Linked DNA regions of Homo sapiens: region 1 is linked to region 2. A link is a loop called in an ENCODE intact Hi-C map of the cell type or tissue named here. Cell type or tissue: ascending aorta. All regions are shown on one strand. Links, peaks and the distances in the headings refer to the core of each region. The heading gives the core; the rest is flanking DNA. Region 1 overlaps LINC02284 (long intergenic non-protein coding RNA 2284). Region 2 overlaps LINC02284 (long intergenic non-protein coding RNA 2284).

Region 1 (2,914 bases), core at 213-2,712, 65 kb after region 2:
AAAATTTGAAAACAATGGGTTTAACATATTTAGACTAGCCTGTTACCGCAAGGGGGTCTGAGAGAAGCCTTTGAAATTTAGCCAATGTGACTTGGGAATTTCGGTTAATGTTCTCCAGACTTGCTTGACTGTGGGACGCTTTTTCTATAACATCTCTCTGCTCAGTGTGTTTCAGATTATACTTTGGATAAATGCTGGACTAGATATTCTTTGTTTTTTCCTCCCTAATTCTAAAATACATGATGTTATGAAAAATCATGTCCATCAATGTAAGACATCATATAATTGATCAGTTAAGAAAATCCATTTCCCAAGAAGAAAAGGGTCCCAAGAAGAGGGATTGGTGTTTCCTAAGTTATTAAGCTTGATGAAGAATATGGCAGAAAAAAGGGCCTGGAAGGACAAGGAGGCAGGAAGCGCTATGGAGGACTCTGTCAGGAGGAAAGTCAATAACTCTTCCAGGGTTTTCAAATTTACTTACATTTGGAGTGGCCAGAATGCTTCTGTGTGTGTTATTTTTTACCTTAGTTGTGAGCATAGGGGACCTGTATGTCTTCTTGGGGTGGCTGTTATCAGAGAAAGGAAGACTGTGTCTGATAGATTCAGAAGTTCTGCCACCAAGACGTTCACCCACAGAATAACACATGATGAGCAATGAATGAGACATCATTTAACATACTGCAGAAGCAGCACAGAGGATTGAAAGCTCTCCAAACAGAGAGGTGAAGCCCCATGCCTTCTCTCTGGAGGCAGCTGGGGGTACCTTCTTCACGCCTTGAAAATCCACCACAGGTATGTGGAGATCCAAGAATATCAGTAATTTCTAGAGACCAGAAAGAAAACTTTACAGGATGACCAATGTAAACTGATTGTAGTGGCATTTAGTGACATTTATTTCCTGTGAGCCACAAGAGCTCCATATTGGCAGATCTACACAACTGGAGTTATACAGAGAAACAAAAGCAAATCAAGGCAGAAGCTGACATGCAATTCCTACTGGAGTTTCTTCCCTTCTTTAGCGGTTGGTTAGTGGACACCCTACAGGAAAAGAGGAGCCACAGCCAGGATGGCTGTCATGGAGTAATTTTCACCTACTGAAGTATTAATACTTCTTATCTAAAGTAATTTTTTTTTTTGAGACCGAGTCTTGCTCTGTCACCCACGCTGGAGTACAGTGGCGTGATCTTGGCTCACCACAACCTCTGCCTCACGGGTTCAAGCGATTCTCCTGCCTCAGCCTCTCAAGTAGCTACAATTGTACTATATAGTTTCTCACTTATAAAATCTGGCCAGATAATCAGACACAATTACACTCTTCATTTGCTCGGTGGAGAGACCGCTTTTCTAGCATGCGGAGGGCCTCACTGAGCCTAACAGCACATCAGATACGGGCCACCCTCATGTGCTGCCTTGCACACACATATCCTTAAAGCGGGTCAGCAATTCCATAACAACATTAAAACAGCAACTGGGGAAGCAGAGCCCCACGGCTGAGAGGCACCCAACCAGATTGCAGTGCTATTTTTATCCCTCGAGCTGAGCGTATTGATGGAATGGAGAATTACTTTTGTGATTAAACGTGGCCAAAAACCTAGCAAGTGTTAATCTCTGGAAATCTGTTACAAATGGGATGGCAAGCACCAGCAAACTGCTGTTTTTTAAATCTAAAAATAGTTCTTGGTTCTCTTGTAAGTAATGCAGCAGGAAGACAAGAAATTTTAATCGGTCAGAGTGGTTTGGTTTTTACAGTCAATTCCTGAATATAATAGCAGGGATGGGTCTCTGGAGCCCCAAGTGAGAGGAGTCAGGTGCTGAGAGGATGGGCAGAGGCCCTGGAGAGTCTGCATTTACATCTCTTAGCTGTTCTGGCCTAGATAACACAGCTCTAGAACCAGAAATACTCCAACTCAACGTTTTGGGGGCATTTATGTGATTGCGCTGGGAGTAGGGTCATACATGGGCAAAATCAGGGTGGCGGATTCACTGACTGGGTACCGGTTTGAACCAGTGATGAATGCATTGGCCATATAAAGTTAGTATTGGCTCCATTTCCTCTAGCTGTGTCCCTTTGGAAATCTGGTCCTTTTTGTTCGGTCATGGAAGTGGAGTTTCCAGTTGGGGTTCATGAGGAGGTGGCTGGTGCCAAACCAGCTAAGGCATAGCAGCTCCGGACCCAGTGGTACAGCACGATTCTTCAGTCATACAAACCCAGCCCTTCACGAACACTTTTCAGAACACTCCCTCCAGGGCTCAGTCCCACATTGTCTAGTATTCATTCCCCGCCCCCTTTAAGGAGCCCAGCTACACTTTGGCTCAGCTTCCTCTTGCTTGGGTGGAGACCCTAGACCCTTTCATTTCCAGTGATGTTCTTAACTCCTCCCGCTTTTAACCTCACCCAGTGTGCCTGTTCCATATTCCAGGGCCTCTGTCCTATTTCCCCATCACACTCCAGTTCTGTGTCTGTGGCAGCCTCATGGGCTGGGGCAGAAACTTTGCCAGACTCCTCTCCCTGTAGCTTGCCCTGATCTCCTCTTTCCATCTCCCAACAGAAATCCTGCTTCAATCTGCATAGTCTCCTGAGACCTAAGGATGAGAACCTTCACTAGCTAGACCCTTTTGATGCCAGCCCCACCCTATCAGATCATGCTTGTGAGAAAGCATTATCTTTCCAGGATAGCACAGTGGTTAAAAGCATGGGATAGACATTTATCCTGTCTTTTCTGTATTGAATGTATTTTAGGATGTCTAACTAGTTGACAAGGGTAAGTTCTTCTTATGGAATTCTAGCTAATAAATGCATAAAGAATAGTGGAATTAGAAAATTCACACTTTGGAACACCCGGTAAAACAAGGGGTCTATTCTAGGCAATGATCAGTGACTGCTCAAAGCATTAGGTAAAATTGTGATGGGGAA
Region 2 (2,914 bases), core at 157-2,656:
GGATTTTGTCAATATTTTCTCCCCATGGCTCCAAAACCCTCTATGAGACACATCGAGTTCTTGATTACAGATTTCAGCTGCCAATATGCAGGGGTGTAGCATATCCAGTTGTTAAATATTGAAATGCTTCCTTACTGGCTGCTAAGTTGCCTCTGCATCCACTCCCTGTACAACCACCCCAGCCACCTTGGAACCCCTCACCTTCCCTTGATCCAGCAACCAAAGGGTTAATACCTGCTCCTTAGGGTAGTGGGGAGAAGACTGTGCTTCAGGGCCTTTTTAGGAGCTCTGGCTCATGGATCATTCCAATGCACTGACACCCAGGCCCTACTGGTTTCTAAGTACTTGAATTATCACCTCTGTTTCTAGCCAGCTCTCTTCATTTACCTTTTCTTTAGCTACCATCTCGTTTGTGGGAGAGCAGCAAACTTGAAATCACGCTCCCCTTGGGAGGCCCCTGGACTAGAGCCGCCTGTCCTAGGAAGTGTCTTGTCTACTTAATTTCCCTCCTTTGCTCCAGCTGCCATGAGGCCACTTTTCCTTGTAAAGTTTGTAACATGAACCAAAAGGATACAACTGAAGTCCCAGCCTACAGGGTAGCTTTGTTTATTTTGAAGATTTCAGAACCACGAAAGAAGGGATTTTAACAGTGTGGTTTCCTGTGGGTGGGCCTGATCTAAACACTGATCTTTTCCCAAGGGCACAGACTTGGAAGGAGCTCACAGAGCTGCTCCTGGACCCGGCCCATGCACACACAAAACTGAGCAAGTTTGGCCCCTGTTTCTCTCCAGTGGTGCCCCAGCCTGTGAACCACTCCTTCTCTAGGGTGTTGAGTTATTGTAAAAAGGTCCATGAATCCATATGCACCCCAAGCACTTTCTTTATTCATCTCACTGGTATTTACAGGGTACTGCAGCGTCCCCGTCCTTGCTGATTTTCAAATGTAATTCAATACCGTGTGATTAAAATAAAACTTAATCCAAATCTTATTGAACTCAGGTGCTTTTTATCACATATTTTAAAAATCAACAGATACTAAAAGTACAACTACTATCATGTGGGAATGGTATAAAATTTGACATTAACAAGAGGTCCTCTCCTAGAAAAGTTGGACAGCGTTGTGGCTCATTATGGAGGTGAGAAGAAGGTACATAATTTAATGACTAGTATAAGGGTAAAGAGACATCAGAACATCAATCCACCACTCTTCTGCCTGGGAGGTCATTATTCCAGTCAGTGGGGTGTTCCTGGTTCTGCATAACTGCAAAGTAAAGAGGAATATTAGGGTAATTCTGGAATCTGAAACCTCAGGGAAGTGTGCTTACATCTAAATAGGACTTTTACAAGCAAGATCAGTCATGGCTGATGGTATGTCACCCCCTCTGGAAGCACAGAGATCTGAAGAGGGCTGGAGGCCAGTGCAATTAGATTTGCATCTTCTCTTGCCTCCCTCCTCAGCCCTCTGCCCTCCTGTTCTTCCTCCTCTGGCTGGTCTTCAGAAAAGTGTTGGCAGGTAGCTTCCAGCTGGGATAGCTGCCAGGTTTCTAGATGGAGGAGCTATGCTGCAGCTGTGTTGGCAGGGAAAGAAATGGAGGAGCCAGGGTAAATGAATTAAGTCCTGATTCTCCATGGTTAAGCTATAGGACATTTCTAACACAAGGGGGCAGCTGCTGGCTGCATCACATCAGCTGATAGAAGTATAGTGTTGCAAACAGAACGAAATATAACAGTGACCAAAATAAAGAGAATCACCATGCTACAGCAATGTAGGGAGGGGTAACCTCCTTTTAAACAAAACCCCAATGCAATTTTTTTTTTAATCCACTATTTTTTATTATTTGCTGAGGATGTTGTAATACACCTTCAATCAAGCTGCACTATTTTGAGTAGCCATCTTATAATCGTTCTCATCTAACCCCAAATTGGCAGTATTCTAGGGAGTAGCCAGTTTCTAAGGGCAATATGTCAGGTCTCTATAGAATGAAATAAATGGAGAATTGGCAAAGTGAAGGTGACAAGGGGAATGTAGTCATCTGTGTCTCAGATCCAAAACACATTACTCTTTCCTCAAGAAATGGGATAAGTCATGGCTAAGCAACATAGTGGTGGAGGCATGCAAGGGCCAGCTCTCCAACAGAGCCTCCTCCAAATGTTTAAGACTCCTCAAGAGTTCACTTCTGATTTATCGAACTGATGAAAATATTAAGAATCTTTAAAATTGCTTTTGCTTCAGTACCATTGCAGTAGGCAGAATAGTGCCCTCCTCCCCAAAACGTCTATGTCCTGCTCCCTGGCACTTGTGCACAGGTTACTGCACATGGCAAAAGACTTTGCAGATGTGATTTTTTTTTTTTTTTTTGAGACGGAGTCTCACTCTTGTCACCCAGGCTGCAGTGCAATGGCGTGATCTCAGCTCACGGTAACCACTGCCTCCCGGGTTCAAGCGATTCTCCTGCCTCAGCCTCCTGAGTAGCTGGGATTACAGGTGCCTGCCACCACACCTGGCTAACTTTTTGTATTTTTAGTAGAGACGGGGTTTCACCATGTTGGCCAGGCTCCAGGCTAGTCTCTAACTCCTGACCTCAGGTGATCCACCCGCCTCGGTCTCCCAAAGTGCTGGGATTATAGGTGTGAGCCACCATGCTCGGCTGTGATCTTGACATGGGGAGATTATCCTGGATTGTCTGGGGGTGGGCACGATGTAATCACAATGGTGTTTATAAGTGAAAGAGGATGACAGGTCAATCATTGTCAGTGATATGATATGAGAGAGACTCGACTGGCCATTGCTGGCTGGGAAGACAGAGGAAGGCGCCACAAGCCAAGGAATGCAGAAAGCTTCTAGAAGATGTAAAAGGCAAGAAAACAGGTTATCTCCTAGAGCCTCCAGAAGGAACACAGCCCTATTGATGCC

The links. Hi-C counts contacts between places; a loop is a spot of excess contacts. Peaks named below come from ENCODE experiments on the same cell type or tissue, not always from the same donor. Only the 100,000 strongest peaks of a DNase experiment are listed, where the experiment ranks them.
Region 1: a loop joins it to region 2, with 2.8 times the contacts of the local background. A loop is called at or near these places in 6 of 110 quality-filtered maps.

What each region holds. Positions count from the first base shown.
Region 1 is chr14:56,356,211-56,359,124 of GRCh38, reverse strand. The region is part of intron 6 of LINC02284 (long intergenic non-protein coding RNA 2284); the gene reads right to left. Among named protein-coding and RNA genes, the nearest start is that of LINC02284, 47 kb to the right of the region's middle. In ascending aorta, for the core only: no CTCF peak of the experiment used is centred there; a DNase peak (open chromatin) is centred at 1,433; H3K4me3 peaks cover 835 bases; H3K27ac peaks cover 1,536 bases.
Region 2 is chr14:56,421,535-56,424,448 of GRCh38, reverse strand. All of the region lies in intron 6 of LINC02284 (long intergenic non-protein coding RNA 2284), which reads right to left. Among named protein-coding and RNA genes, the nearest start is that of LINC02284, 110 kb to the right of the region's middle. In ascending aorta, for the core only: a CTCF peak has its summit at 1,659 (motif pointing right); a DNase peak (open chromatin) is centred at 1,578.